Linked DNA regions of Mus musculus: region 2 is linked to region 1. Evidence: chromatin loops called from intact Hi-C (ENCODE). Cell type or tissue: heart. All regions are shown on one strand. Each heading gives the region's core, and the rest is flanking DNA. Links, peaks and the distances in the headings are about the cores only.

Region 1 (8,078 bases), core at 1,340-5,339:
AGGCAAAGATGGCATTTAGAACTATTTCTATTCCAACTCATGCCAGAAGCCCTAGATCATGAGATAAAGAAGGAGGGAGGGAGGGGTGGTGCATAGGTAGGAAGGTGCTTTTGTTCACAGATGATATGTCATCTATTGCAGAAGTAATAAAGAAACAAAGAACCCCTGAAACTAACAAGTAGTCTCAGGACGGTTGCAGGATACAAGATAAACATACAAGTCTGCTGCTTCCCTGTTGAAGACTAACAGTGAAGAGCTGTGCACTAAAACTCAAAACAAAACAGTATTTGTATCAACATCACAAAGTTAGGGGTGAATATAACCTGGAAAAAGGAATAGAAGGAACCAAAGGCCTTAACAGCTGGAGAGACACTCCACGTTCATGCAGTAGTTTCCCAAGATTCTGTATTACCAAGACATTGGCTCTCCCCAGTGTTACATAGGGATTCAATCCAGTTTTGATAAAAGCCCAAATAGTGTGGCTATAAAACATACTGAGTATAAAGGATATACTATGAAAAGGTAAGAGACCCAGAATACTCAACAACCCTACTGAGGAGCAATCACACTAGAGGACCTCTTGGTCCTCCCCGACCTCAAGTCTTACTCTAAATCTACAGTAAACAAGACAGTATTGAGATGACCAAAGAAGAAAGAGATAGATCCTGCAACAGAATCAAAAGCACAAAAATTAGTCATATAGATACTGTCAGCCCATTTTCAACTAAGGAGCAAGGCCCACTTAAGGGAGGAAGGGTCATCTCTTCAGCAAATGATGCTGAAGTAGCCGACATCCATATGGAGACAACAAAACACACTGTGCTCTCACACCCACCTCCACACTGCAGCCACAAGTCCTCCACTGAACAGCATACTGCCTCCCATTTCCCTCCACTCTATGCAAAACCACACCACATCAATTATCCCCAGTGAGCTCAGAACTCTCAGGGTCACCTTCATAATGGGTGTTAGACTTTCAAGTTATCTTCTCTTCCTTTCTTTACATACACTGTTCTTGGGAGTAGCTGACTTCCACATTTTGGCCCTTAACTTATCCACCAACAGTAAATATTCAGTAAATATTTCATGTGTAAAAAATGTTTAAGTTATGTGAGTGTTGAATATATTCTGAATAGATGCATTATTTTAAAATCTTGATGGTCATACATCAACATCCATGCTGAGTATGTCTGGGAGCGAGTGAATCTCGACCCCATTTTGCTTATCCATATGTTCTACTGTCAACATATATTGCTTTTGATACAACAAAAGCAGTAACAGAAACAGCAAAGTAAGAAACCACAAGAAAGGCCAGGCTTATAGGAAACATCAGGAGTAAATACTGACTTTATGAAGGAGTCCTGTGCTTTGAAAGAAGCATTTTTATAAGCATGTCACATTGGGTAGCTGCCAATACAAGCTCAAAATGCCTTACTTGCTAAGAAAGTCTCCATCCTTTCACAAGTACATGGGTCTTCTTCTCTCCTCAAGGGTCTGCCTGGTCAGATCCAAGCTAAATGACTCATGAGCCACCAGCCTCTAGAACAATGGTTCTCAGCCTGTAGGTTGAGAACCCTCTGAGGGTTGAAAGACCCTTTCATAGGAGGTGCATATCAGATATGCTATGGATCATATAGTTAAGTTGTGATTCATATCAGTAGCAAAACTACAGTTATGAAGTAAAGAGCAACAAAAATAGTTTTCAGGTGTGTGTGGGGGGGGGTTGTCATCACAGCATGAAGAACTGTGTCAAGGGGTCACAGCAGTTAGGAGAGTTGAGAAGCACTGCTCTCGAATATCCCTTTTGAATCTGGAACACCAGGCTGGGTTCTCTGCTGGGTCATGCCACGGAAGAGTCCCTTAGGTGACTGGATAGAGACAGAACATATCCCTTCAACAGACAAGAGGCTAGAACATCTTCAGATCTCTGACCTTGGGAAAATCCTTCCACCCTAGGAATCCTAAGATACCCGAACAGGACCTCTCACATCACTAACAACAACCTGTTTCAAGGCCAGCTTTCCTGTATGCTCTGTAAGCCTTCACTCTGAAGCCCAGAGCAGTATCTATGTGTGTAATACTGACCCAATGAGGAAACAGAGCAGAGAACTGGAGAGAAGTACCTATAGTCACCAAGTAGAAACAAGACATGGGGTGCACACAACAGGTCACAAAGTTCCAACCTTGGCCTGATGGACTCCAAAGCACTATAATAAATCAGTATATACGTTCAAGTACCAAACAACGGCAAAACAGTTGAATGTGATCTGAGGCAAGTTCTAAACAATGCCAGGTCTGAATCGCAAAGAAAGCTGCTGTCCGTGTGCACAGCTTGGAGTGAGACCAGCAGAGGTCCCACTGTAACTACCCAACAGATGTCCACTTGAGAGGAACTGCTAGGTACCATCCTCAGATAGTATAAAAGGAACAGCTGAGAAGGCTACAGCAAGCTAGCAGACCTATGATAGGTACCTCTAAGACTAAATCCTATGATGACTGTCACCAACTCTCAATGGCACAGCCCTTCTCATGGGCCAGACATTGTGCCTGGCACTTCAAACTAACTCACTGTCTCCTCTGGTCATCTACGAAGAGGCTGCTGGTTCATGCCCACCTCACAGGCATGCAAACTGAGGACATTCTTATACCTTGGCCCCAACACTGCTGTGACAGCCCCCTGTGGGGTGTACCTTATGGTTCTCTACCTTCTGTCTCTACCTTCAGCCAGAAGCACAGGACCAGAGCCACTTAGCTATGTATTAACAGCTTCTTGCGGAGTGAAAACAAGACATCACAGAGGTGGTTCCTATTGCCAAGACAACTGGCTGAGGGAAGCAGGTTGGAAACATGGGGGCAATAAATGTAGGGAGGGTGACCTCATTAGAGACTGGGACCTCCTCCCAAACTAGATCCCAGGAGCTACAGTGTTCACATCCAGACCAAAACTTCTCACTGCCTAATTCTAACCAGGTGTTCAGTCCCCTGCTCAACATGGTTCAGCCCAGCACAGCCCAGGTGAAGTTGCAGCACTTACAGGTGTCATCATCCTAGAGGTGATGTGATTCTTTTGGGCCAGCTCTACTGTGGACTGAATAATATTTTTATGATCATTAAACTTCTCCTCTGTGCCCTATGAAGAGTGGATCACTTCCCTTTCTCTGGACCTCAGTTTCTCCTTTTACAGAGTTAGGCCATATATCCCCACCTCCCCCACTTCCCAAGACCCATGTGCAGCAGAATAAGGGAGACCTCAGCCCTCCACCAGGCAAACCGAGTAGCTGGATGAAGGCAGTGCTGGTGTGGCTGTGGCCCAAGGGGAAGGTTCCGCTTCGCAAAGGCTTCATGTTGCTTGAGGAAGACCTGGCAACAGGAGACCAGGAGCCAGCCAGGCCTCTCTTGACTGTGAAGTGGCAACAACTTGCCAAGTTCTCTACTGGCACCAGAGTTTGCCAGGAGGGATGACTAGAAGGCCTACCAGCCAGTTTCCTCTTCAGGGACATGCATACTTTAACACTCGTGTACATACCACACACATACACACACACACACACACACACACACACACACACACCTCATAAATAGAAATCTGATTATCACTGGCTTTTTCTTAGCCAATGTGACTGAGTTTTAAATCTTTCATAAAGAAATACTCATAAAATATTCAAGTGAGTCCTGCCTGACACTGGAGACTACAAGTGGCTTCAGGCAACCTAAACCACACACTCCATGGGACCCCAGGAGCTCTGCCGTTTGCCACAGAGCAGCATGCCCACCATGGCTGGGGTTCAACAGAGCCTTTGGCAGGGACTGGGCTGTCTCAGGTTCTCAGCTGCCAGCTTGTTCCCCAGTGCACTGTGTGCTTGGCTATAGCTCTACATGATTGGGAAGCCCTGGGCTCCTGTCAAACCATTAACATGGATAATAAGACTAACAGCAAATGAGAGAACATAGATTCCCCTTCCACTGGCAATGGCTTTTTCAGACCTTGGAGGGGAAGCAAGCCAGGGGATGGAAGCCAGCCTATGGAAGCTGGCTGCCACATCTTCCTTTCCAGATTCCTCCTCATAACTGTTCACCCAGCAATGATGCCTCGTGAGCCTACTGTGTACCTTGACACTATATACAGCAGGAATACACTCATGAACAATATAGGCAGAACTCTCCCCTTGCTTCCTGGCTGAGGTACAAGGAGAGCTAGGAGCACCCTCTCAAGACCTAGATTGCCTATAAGGGTTCTATATAGATGGCGATTTGTCTAAAAGACAGATGGACTTTGTGATGGAGCTGCTACTAGCCAAATGTGCAACAACGTAAGCCAATCCCAGCACTTGGGAGGCAGAGGCAGGCGGATTTCTGAGTTCGAGGCCAGCCTGGTCTACAAAGTGAGTTCCAGGACAGCCAGGGCTATACAGAGAAACTCTGTCTCAAAAAACCAAAAAATAACTAACTAAATAAATAAATATAAAAATAAAAAAATACTAATGGCAATAACAGAAAAAAAATATGTACTCTGAGTCTACACCCATATGACAGATTCAGAGACCTAAAATACACATCCACATGTACACTGCTAACACAAGGGAGTAAGAAAACGAGCGAAAGAAGATCGGGAGGGAGGGAGGGCTTTCCTATGGGGAATCCTAGTTAATAAGTATAGGGGAAATGAAGGAAATAGAAAATCATATTTGCAGACATCACAGCCCTCACTGTTGAGCAGGAATCCAGAATAGATGCTAAAAATGACGAAGAGGAAGTAGCAAAATATTGACATAGTCTGGAAATATCAGCCCATGAGTGTGTTTGCACAAACCAGGCAGACACCCCACCCACCAGGTGCTCCAGGTTAATGTCACCAGCATCTATACCACATAAGACACAGGGAAAGCGACATCACAACTGGGATGGACATTCCTGTTAGAAAAGCATGGCTCCAGTTATCTGACAAGTATCTGACAGCCAGGAGGTGGGCTTACACAACCGCTGGAAGCTCATTAAAAGGGCCAAGGACTCAGAAGTCAAAGAGCAAGCAGGGATCTGGGCCCAGACAAAGGAGACATGGCAGCTCCATGGATGTGGGACCCTGGATTGGATGCTGGGATAGAAGAAGGCTATCATGGGACCACTGGCGAATTCTGAGTAAGGAACAGAGATTAATTTATAGTATTGTTGTTATGAACTAAGTAACCCTGACCCAAAACCAGAAATCTAAATACTCTGAAAATTCATTACTTCTGAGATAGAGACAGACAGACAGACAGACATGATATGATATAATATGACATAAGAGATAATAAAGTATTTGCCTATAAAACTGAAGCTTTAGGAGCCTGGGCGGGAGGGGAAGGGCTTGCTCTGAAAGCACAAAGGCCTGACTCTGGATCCTGGGAAGCCACGGGAAAATGGGGAACGCTGGTGTATGGCTGCGATCCCAGCGACGCAGAGATGGGCAGCAGAGACCAGTGAGCTCCTGGAGCTTTGCTGGCCAGCCAGCTTAGTGAACTTGGCAAACTTCCAGGCCAGTGAGAGACCCTGTCTCAAAAAGGTGCCTAAAAACAGCCAATGCTGCCTCCAGATCCTCATACACACATAAAACGTATACGCTGGACTCAACACATTTTTAATTTCTGACTTCTCGATTAGGAGCACATGACAGAGCAGAGTATATGCAAATATTCCAAAACCTGAAAAAGTATGAAATCTGGAATATGTATGCTCCTAGGAATTTCAGATAAGCGAAACTCAACCTGTAATTTAATTTCCTGTATCAATATTAATTTCATAGTATAACTCGAACATTATATTATAATTATACGAGGTGTTAACATTTGAAGAAGCTGGGTGGAAATCTGTGCAAATGTTTGCTATTATTTTTGTAAGTTTTTTTTAAAGTTGAAATTATTTTAAAATGAAAAGCTGGAGCCGTAGAAATGGCTGGGAAGGGAGGCTGAAGGCACTTGCTGCCCAGACTGACGGCCTAGCTTCCATTACTGGCACCTGCATTATGGAAAGAGAGAACCTGTATATGTCTTCTGGCCCTCAGCATCTACTGTGTCACACATGTGTATGTGCACAAATAAATATAATATTTTAGAAAAGCTCAAAATAAATAATGTTAAGCCCCGTCCCAGGATTATGGTTGAGAAACAAAGATAGGGATGAGAAAGAAATCTGTAAATCTCTTTTTAAAGGGTATGTGCTGTTAGGTGGGAATAGAACCATGGAAGAAAATGAAGCCCCAAAAGATGCGGGATAAAGTAATTTTAAAGAGTCCCCAAGAAAAGTCCTGGTGAGAAGCATATCCAGTAAGCCAGCTGAGGGACAGCCAGTGAGGAGGCCCTGGGATTGTCATGTGCAGTGCAAGAGAGGATCAAACAAGGTCAAATGGAGTTGTGGCCTCTTCCCATCATCCCATTCTTGTCTCTATGGGAGCTGGCAGCCCCATCCCACACTCTCTTTACCCCTGCGCCCTCTCAACAAGATACACAACTGACTGCCAAAAATGATCCTAAGCTGCATCCTAAGCAAGATGAAGTCCCAAAAGCCAGCAGTGCAGTGTCCCTTAAAAAGATGGGGAAGTCCCCATCCCCACGTTTATCTGGAGAACTGGGACAGAAGGTGCTCTTCCTGCAGGGAAAGTGCTCTCCTACACAGAGGGACACACAGAGACAGTCGCCTTGCAGCTGGAGAACCACAAGCAGCTGGACTAAATGTTCTTATCCCCAATGGGACCAGCTGGGCAGGAGTCCTCGTGTCCCTGTCATGGTCACTGGGGCACTGGCCACCCACGGGATTCATGTTCTTCATGGTGAGTATAAGGATGCTTGAATGCTTGATCGACGGCCACCTCACCTCTGCTCCCAAGCCTTCAGGCCTCCCCACTTGCCTCAGAACACGTTCCCAATCCCACCCCCATCAGTAGGCCTCATCTCTCCAAAGCAACAACAGTGGGCACTGTCTGCTCACAAGCGAAGGTGACATGAAGCCAAATGGGAGTGGACTGTAGGCTTTCCTTCTACAAAGTGGCTGTGGGGTCCTGCCACCTCCTATCTATATCCAAGTTAATCAGTACCAGGAAAGACAGCAAACTAACCCCAGGGACATGAGTATCCACAGTCTAGCCTACACTGAGGGAAACTTGGTTTGTTTTCTCAGCGTTGGCTCATGGCTGTGATTTTTTTTTTTATTGCAGCTATATAACATGGTCATATTTTCTGCTAGTAAAACTGTCCCTGGGTCATACAATGGAATCAAACTGATCAATATTTCAAAGCACTGTTAAAAAAAAAAAAGCTTTCTTGTGTTCCTATGTTTATCTCTAACACACACATACACACACAAACACACCCTCTAAGAATAGCCCACTGCTTTGGTATACAGGGTAGTGGTTTCTTCTTACTAGGCTGCCTTAAAAACAAATGTGCTGGGGACAAGCCAGGCCTGCAGTGGCTTCCCTAGTTCTCTGTGCACACAGACCACCTGCTATTTCCAGCCTCCCTCAGAAGATATTTTTAAACATCTTGAAATGCCATTTGCATACAAAGCCTCAGCTAATTATAATCTCTTCCTTAGAGCCTGGGATGGCCTCTCCTCTCCCCTCTTCCTACCACCCACAAGGTCACACACCTCCCTAAACCTATGGCTCCTCTTCCTTCCCTCTTGGCATCCCCAAAGCTCCCAAGAACCAACAGCCTGCCTTTCAGAAGCTCATCGTCAACCCTGTTCATCTCGATGACAACAGATGTCACAAAGACTCTGTTTCAGGATCCTCTTCCTAGGACCAGCCCAGCTAGGGAAAAAGCTCTAGGTGACAGACATGGTGTTCAGGGGTGCCCACAGGTACAAGGAGCTAAGTCAGGGCAGGCCCAGAGCATCCTTCTTCTGGACACTGGAGTGTCCAGGGTCATGCCTAGCTTATAGCAGGTGCTCAATAAATAAACAGCCAGGGTTTATCCGGGCTGACGCTGTTGGAGAGCTCAGTTCAGTAAGGATTTCCTCTGCAGTTCACTGGGAAGGAAACGAGTGACTTTATGCTTACCATGCTCTGAAAATAACATGGAAAACTGTTCTTAGAAAGTGAG
Region 2 (8,078 bases), core at 2,312-6,311, 110 kb before region 1:
AAACAAAACAATAAAAAAAAAACACCTGAAGCTAAATGAATAAAGGAAGTGGTAACCTCAGGGTAAGACCTTACCCAGCTAAGCTTCCGACTTGTGAAAAGTGATTAAAGAAAAGATTAAGCAGTGAAAGAAACCGTCAACAACAGAAAGCTGGTGCAGATGTAACTGAACAAGGGGGCCATGTCCCAGCCCCATCAAGCAGCAGAACTTGGCAGCTTTGGCCACATTCTGGCTTTAGAGTCAAGGATACAAGAGACTCTGAACTTTGGACTTGTGGAGACTGTGATAAATTATGGGGACTCTTAAAGTTGAATTGAATGCAATTTTGCTTTATGATATGGCTGCAAACCTGGGCGGGGGGAGGGGGTGGGATTCCAGGGAGTGGAATGTGGTGGTCTACCCCTGTGTGGTGGTTTGAGTAAGAATGGCCCCCATAGGCTTATATCTTTGAATGCCTGGTCATCACAGAATGGCACTGCTTGAGAAGGATTAGGAGGTGTGGCTTAGTAGAGTAGGTGTGGCCTTGTGGAAGAAAGTGTTTCACTGGGGGTGGTGTTGGGGTTTCAAAAGCCAAAGCTAGGTGTAGTATTTCTCTTTTCCTGCTGCCCTTGGATCTGGATGTCGAACTCCCAGCTACTTCTCCAGCACCGTATTTGCCTGTGTGCCACAATGCTCCCTGCTATGATGATAATGGACTAAACGTCTGAAACTGTAAGCAAACCCTAGTTAAATGCTTTCTCTTGTAAGAGGTGTTGTGGTCATGGTGTCTCTTCCCAGCAACAGTGACTGAGACAACCTGGACAGTTGAGCTAGTCAGGCTTAATCTGGAGGATTACCTGACAGCTTTGTAAACCTCAGGGGACACACATGATAACAACTATGCTGACTAATCAGCCCCCATCATACACCACACATATTTCATGCAGTGTTTATTTTCATTTCTTTGATTTTTTTTTGAAAGAAGATCTGTGTCACCAAGGAGGGCTTTAAACTTGTGACTCCCCTGTCTCCGGTTCCCAGGGGCTGAGATTATATGTGTTCATCACCACCCCACTTTACGTGTTATTTCGAATGCCTCTAGAAGAGCTATCTGGATGGACAGGTAGTAGTTGCCCCATTGCCCAGATGCACAGTTATTTCTGCAATGTGTTGGGTTGTTCCTGGACAGAGGCTCTGAGCAGCCTTCTGCCACAGACTTAGGATGGTCATGTGCCAATGGCGACAGCTTTTAGGACCTGTGTCACATGTGTAACCCCTCACTTCTCCCCACACCACCAGTCAGAGCTGAAAGCCTCTAAGTACCCAGGGGTGTATAGGACCATAAGAGGGAAAGGACCTGGATCCCTGAGTACCCATGTGGGAGGGCCCCAGCCAGGCTTCTTGCAACAGCTGTATGGATACATAGTAACTGTTTGTGGAAGTGCTGGGGCCTGGGGACTCTCCCTATGGACACACAGTAATTCTGACTAAGTAGAATTTAGACCAGAAGCTGGTGCCACTGTGATTGATGTCTGCGGATACAGACTGGAAAACTGAATGCCTGAGCTGTGCAATGGCAATGGTGAGGATGGGTTCAGAAGGCTGCCAGTGGATGGCTGAGCCTGGGAGGGAGAGCGGTCCTAGCCCTGGCAGCCTGTGGACTCCCTCTGCCCCAGCCTCCCCCCTGCTCATTTGCTTCATGAGCTCCAGTTTGAGAACCAGGGCTTTCAAGAGGTAGAAATGGTGAGTGCACAGGACTGCCCTGGGGAAGGCCTGAGCACAATCTACGCAACTGCTGGACTCTCTCTACCATCCGCTTCTGCTCATGTTGACCTTGAACCTATTTACAGGTCTTTTTTTCGGACCTGCAACCTCTGGGAAACCCATCTTCCTCCCTCCTCCCCAAACCACCCTGAGGCAGAGCTGAGATGCCAGAGTTCATACTAGTCAGCTATGAAGGGCAGGCTGGCTGGGGCTCAGAAGGTAAGTTCCCGGGAAGTGCCAGAGATGTGTGTGTCCAGTTATAATGGGATGGAGGGGGGGGGGTGTGCTCTGCGTGGGTTCTGCTGGTCTCTGGGCCTTACCTGCGTGGGACTGCATGTGCTCCAGCAGGTTGCTGTAGAACTGAAACTGGATCCCACAGGCGCCGCACGTGTAGGGTTCTGGGGAGACAGGTGGGCATGTGACAGGTGGTCCATACTCAGGCACCCTGACACTGGGCTGCAGGCAGCTTCGAAGGTGGGGATCCAGGTGCATACTTGGGGCCCTGGGCCCAGCCTGTTAACTGGCCTGTCCACTAGCTTGGAGACAGAAAGGCCAAGGAGAGGCAGGAGCAGAAAGAGGGGAAGCCACACAGATATAGGCTGCTAACTCAACGGGCCTGCTGCTTCCTGGGCGCTTACTCCGTGGCAGGCACTGTTCTGAGCACATGGGAAGGACAACATCCAGGCACCAGGAGCTCCCAGGAAACAGACTCTGCCCCTTGGGATTCACAGCTTAACCCTCTGCCCGTGGGACCACACGAGCATCACTGTTCATGGAGGAAACAAGATGCACGCATGCACAGATGAATAAGGACACTCACAATGGGAGGGGGAAGCAATGAGAGAAAGAGGGGGGAAGCGAGGCAGTGGGTACAACTGGATAAGCTGGAGGATGGGCTAAGTGGAGCAGGCAGCAGGGACACCAAAAGCTCAGAGTATTCAGGAAGCACACTAGTGCCTGGCAAAGAAGGGGGCAGTGGGAGGAAAGAAAGACCACACTGTTAGGTAGAAGGGGAGGGAAAGAGAGGGAAAAAGGTGGCTTGGAAGAGAAGTCCTGAGGCTGTCTGGATAATCAGAAGTGGGTAACCTGTCCCCCCTCCTGTGTGCTCAGGGTTCTACCTACCTGACCTCTCCACCCTCCGGAGCCCCTAGCATCCTCCCAAGGCTATTACTGGGACTAACCCTCAGGGTGGTCCAAGGCCTGTCTATACCTCAGGGAGGCCAGAGAGTCACTCTCTGCCCTGCTGTGCCCTCTTCAACCCTCCCATCAGGACCATCACTTACTCTGCAGGAGAGGGAAAGGGTTGGAAATCAGGGGACTTGCAGTTTCTGCAAAAGAGAAACAGTTTAGCTAAATGTTCCCCAGTCCGGGCTGTGAAGGCACCACAGCTGGTGAGCGAGCCAGGGGGCCCTCTTTGGAGAGAGCTCCTTGGTGGACACACAGTCTGTGTGGGAAGGTAGGTGAGAGGTGCTGGTAGAAAGGCACAGCCATCAGAGAAGGCAGTGTCACTTGATATCGACCAAGCCTCAGGGTGCTCTGACAGTGAGGCTCTGTGACCCAGGTATGATGCTCATATGGCCACGCACTTAGCCACTTGGTTGTCTTCTGGCAAGCCCTCCTACTGTCTGGCATTGCCAGAGAGTGGGGCTGGTAAGCCTTCAATATAGCAGGCAGCAAAGTGGAGTGCAGGCAAAGTAGGAGGGTCCTGGCTCCACCTGTAGTCTGGGGGACCTGGGGCTACAGTGGACTTATCCTGAGCCTCAGTTTCCTCATCCAGAAAGTGGGAGTAACAGGAACACTATCCCCACAGGACTGTGGCAAGGGTGAAAACAGACGCAACACACAGAGCTCGGAACACATGCCAGCCACGTCGTAAGTGCTCAATGAATGGTGGCTGCCAGCGCAAGCAGCAGCCCATGACAGTGCTGTCCCTGCATAAACGTTAGCCCTGGTGGCAGTAGAGCTGTAAGGGGTGCAGCATGGCTTGGGTGGAGAGCCCAGGGTATGACAGGAGACACGTTCTAGCTCCAGGCTGCCACTTAATCCTCTGTGGCCCCGGGCAGGTCATGCTTTCCTCCTAGACCAACCAATTACAGAAGCTCTGAGGGTCACAGTGATGACCCAAGTGGTACTTGCACCAAGTGCTTGGTTTACACCAAGGTAAAACAAGCCAAGCAACGCCCAAAGCAACACTCCCTCCCCTCCTCCTGCCTGTGTTCTCTGGGGCTGTCCGTGCTCCTCAAGCTACTTGCAGCCGAGGAGGAGTTGGGACTCATCTAGACCACTCACTGGAGCCAGAGGAGCAGGGATCAAACTTGGGTTTGAAGGAGCTTGGGTCTACTACTAGGCAGAAGCCTCCATCTGGTATCTGTGATCCGAACGAACCATTTGCTGAAGCCCATGTGGCCAAGAAGCACCCACTACAGGTATGTACCAGGCAGTGTCAGCACAGTGGGGCATTCACTCAGGCCTAATATTCAATGACATCAGCTTCATAGTGGCAGAAGACCTGTCCCCTCCTGTCCTGGCCATAACTGTGCATACATTCTTCCTGTCCCTTTCTAAGATAGGGATTGCTGGTGACCATCCACATTCCTGCCAAGGCTTTATAAATCCTGGAGTCCCAAGCTGTGCCAGTACAAGGCAGCCACCAGGTGGCAGCAAACACCACCAGGAGCTCTCAGGCCAAGCCATAGCACTGCAGGGTCTAGAAGAGACTCTCTTCTGTGGTATTGGGTACAGAACCTGGGACCTCTGGCTCCAGTATCACCCCATTTGCCTCTCTGGAAAGAAGCCTGCTACATATGGCACTACTCAGCAAATGGCTCTCTTAGGGTTACCCATCTGGGCTGGCGAGGTTGATGCCTGAGTTTGGGATTAAGGAAGTTCCCTGTCTGTGGGCAAGGGCAGAAGCCACAGACGGGCTCCTAGATATAATGGTCCCTTCTGCTTCTCATAAGCTCTGCTCTCTCTCTCTTTCCCTACCCAGCCCCTCTCCCAACAAGCCCCACCATGCATCAGAAGACCCCAGTCATAGGTACCTGCTCTTCTGTGGGAGGTGACACGTGATGCCACATGTCACACCACAGACAGACTCACCGCTGGAATTTTGTGAGCTGCTATTGGTCTCTTCAAAGTGGTTCTGTGCTTTGCTTTCTACTCGACGACTGAAGGTGTTTTCTGCTGGAAGGAGGCAGAGAGGGGGCGTGATATGGCACGGGGAATGGTCAGCTTGTCTGTCAGGGCTGAGTGGGCAGGAGGCCCATGGAGCTCAGAGAATGTGTGTCTGGGAGGTAGAGGGATGGAGAGGGAAAGGGTGACCTGCCCAAGGACACACTGGTGAAATGCAGCCGGCAGACAGGTCAGGGCCCCATTTTCTACTCCAGGATTGAGTCGCTGGGATGAGCTTCCCTGTTTTCTCTGGAAGATTCTGCTGCGACAGCTCCCAAATGAGGATTGAGGATGTCAGTCCATTTCCTGGAGGCAACTTTGACCCAACAAGAATCTCAAGGCATAAAGGATGTTCTGGGACAGAACATGTGACAAGTAGGGAGGGGTAGTTTCATACTTGCTCTGGGAAGGCCAAAGACTGTGTGAGGAGGGTCAGAACTTGCATGGGGAAGTAGGAACTCCTTGTCAGCCACGTCTAGTACCTTCCCCAAAGCTTACATCTGCAGCATCTCTCTGGAAACCCCACAATGCAGGGATGGACTCGGCCAAGCAAAACTCTATACTTATATCCCCACCCACACGAGCAGACAACAACCCAGCTCTTCTTTCTATGATGCTCTGGGTACTACAGAACACAGCTGATCCAGTACATGAAGGTCTCAGGAAAGTCAATTTGAGATACTCAGCCATCTCTGCCCCTTATACAGCTTGGATGAGGCTACCAATGGCTCCGAGACACTGACCAGAAGGAGAGTCGCTGGGCTTTAACTTAACCTGCACCCAAAATATAGGGATTTTTAAGGATTACATATCCTTCCAAGTGGTGCTGTTTGAAAATCAGCTGGAGAAACACCACTCAGCAGGTCTGTCCTACCCAACGAAGTGCTGAGTGATATGGATGACGGATGAGGCAGCCAGCCTGAGGCAGTTCCTATAGGCCTGCTCAGGTCTTCCATTTGCCTCAAACTCTCCCACAGCCTGTAGAGGCTTTGTGGCACTGTAAGGACCATGCTTCCTCTGTGTCCCTTACAGCTTGGTTGAGTACCTCCAGACAGCATGTAAGCTGGCAGAGGCCCATTCATTCTCTATCTACAGAGGGTGAGGGGCTCTCATTCTTGAGCACCTACTGTATACCAGCTAATCCTCCCAACACCACGAATGCAGTACGACCCATTTAACAGGCAGAGAGACACACTGAAGTTGTCAGGCTCCTGGACCCACTAGGATAGCACGTAAGGCTTTATCTGGGGCAGGTGCCTCCTCTGTAAGAAGGAAGGTCCCCTTCTCTGCCTTCATCTGTATTCATAGGGGAACAGGCAGGTAGGTATTTCAGGAGAAATATAAATCCATGTGTGTATGTCCACCTGCACACAAACAGCCATATTCTCCAGGATAATGACAGTGACAGTCTCGACCTCTCACACGCACCATTTCACAGCCCCTAACCTGGTGCCCTTGGATTTGACCATACAGTTTGCCCAGGTAAGATCCACCCCAGGGATTCCAAGTCTCACAGAGGCAGCCACTGATGTGCCCATGGTTTGCTTGACACTTGCCTGGAGACAGTGACATTCAATGACTGCAGTCTCCACAGACAATTCTCTGCAGATGCTACGGACCTTCAAAAGCTCAGCCACAAAGCTCAAGAAAAAGGGTAAAGTCAAGAAAGCCCTGACCCTACAATCTGGTGAGCCAATGTCTACCACCAAGGAGACCATGGTGGACAATCTAATTCTTTTAAGGTGCTGAGGATGGAACGCCAAGCAAGGTCTCCATAATTACTCTTATCACTGAGCTACCCCCCAACCCTCTTTTCTTACTTTAAGACAGGGTCTAACTAAGTTGATTAGTCTGGCCTTGAACCCACTCCATAGCCCAAGCAGGGCTTGAAATTTTGATCCCCCTGACTTAGCCTCCTACCTGCAAGCAAAAACACAACTGTCACAACACAGCATTTGAAAAATCCACACTTCAAGGTTGGTCGACTCCCCTCCTTTTGGGAAATATAAGCACAGTAAACACAAAACCACAGCCTGGCCCAAATTAGCTTCTTAAACCAGAGGAAAGGCAAGCACAGGCTACCAATAAATGACCTCAGTGGCTCACTCATCTGACCTCGCAATGCAAACATTTTGTACATTTAGTGGGCAGCTTTGGCCTCCTGAAAGCAACTGAAAGACCCAGAGCCTCAGTCATCTGGGTAGGTAGACCAAGGCTTTTCTCATACAAGTCTGAGTCCCAGGACTCCTGGAAACTGGTACCTAGCACATAGTATGTCTTCTGTTTTGGAAGAAACAACTACTGGGGACCTTGCTACCCAGTCACCTTCTGGAGCCATAGCCCCCTTTTGCATAGGCCTGGGGCTGACATCCTCTGATTTCCTGCTGAGTCTCTACCTCCTGGAGGGCTTCATGGGTAAACTCTAGGGAGTGGGAGCCCACAGAGACAGAGCTGGAGTCGGCCGCCCCATTTGATGGAGGCCATTTCTATGCTGAAACAGCTTGAGATAGTTTTCTGAAAGGTGACAATGAAAGCTCATGCCATGAGGTCCAAACAGGGCTGGATGGTCACAGACAACAGTGTGGTCACAAACAGAAATGGTACCTGCCATCCTGCCATGGGACTACTGTGGCAGGGATGCAGCAGGGTGTAGTGGGGATTGTAGAACAGGGGAAGTGTACAGACACATACTATGAAGGAGGCACGAACCATTACCCTGCAGGAACATGACCCAGGAGCCAGATTTGATGTCTTAACACAGCCAGAAACCCAAACTTCTTTTTATACAGACTCTCCTCATATTCAAATACTTCCTATTAATCTTTAATAAAAGGCTTTTAAACTTTACAAAGGCCAAATAAAACAGAACCCATTAGGCCATGATTTGGGAAAAAAAAACATCAAATTACTTTGAAAATGTTTGCAAATTTCGTTGTATAAACCTCCAGCTGAGATTTATAACTTGGTCTGCCAGGGTTACAGAGGTGGCCAGAGGCCATGGGTCCCAGTCTGCACCAAAGCATGATGGGAACTCCAGTCTTGTTCTTGCAGGGGAACAGCTACGGCACGTGGTGGGTGGGAAACCAGGGAGGCACCGGTGAGAAAGGCCGTCAGTACCTGCTGCTGCCTTGCTGGCCGGAGATCCCGAGTTTGGAGCTCGGAAC

Evidence for each region. A loop is a pair of places that touch in the nucleus more often than their neighbours do. Peaks named below come from ENCODE experiments on the same cell type or tissue, not always from the same donor. Only the 100,000 strongest peaks of a DNase experiment are listed, where the experiment ranks them.
Region 2: a loop joins it to region 1, with 2.1 times the contacts of the local background. A loop is called at or near these places in 2 of 42 quality-filtered maps.

What each region holds. Positions count from the first base shown.
Region 1 is chr4:63,005,775-63,013,852 of GRCm38, reverse strand. The region is part of intron 1 of Zfp618 (zinc finger protein 618); the gene reads right to left. Among named protein-coding and RNA genes, the nearest start is that of Gm30764, 30 kb to the right of the region's middle. In heart, for the core only: no CTCF peak of the experiment used is centred there; a DNase peak (open chromatin) is centred at 3,392.
Region 2 is chr4:63,115,394-63,123,471 of GRCm38, reverse strand. It overlaps Zfp618 (zinc finger protein 618), which reads right to left. Exons shown (of 15, transcript NM_028327.1): 11 at 8,032-8,078; 12 at 4,843-4,926; 13 at 2,064-2,141. Among named protein-coding and RNA genes, the nearest start is that of Ambp, 35 kb to the left of the region's middle. In heart, for the core only: a CTCF peak has its summit at 4,394 (motif pointing right); a DNase peak (open chromatin) is centred at 4,461.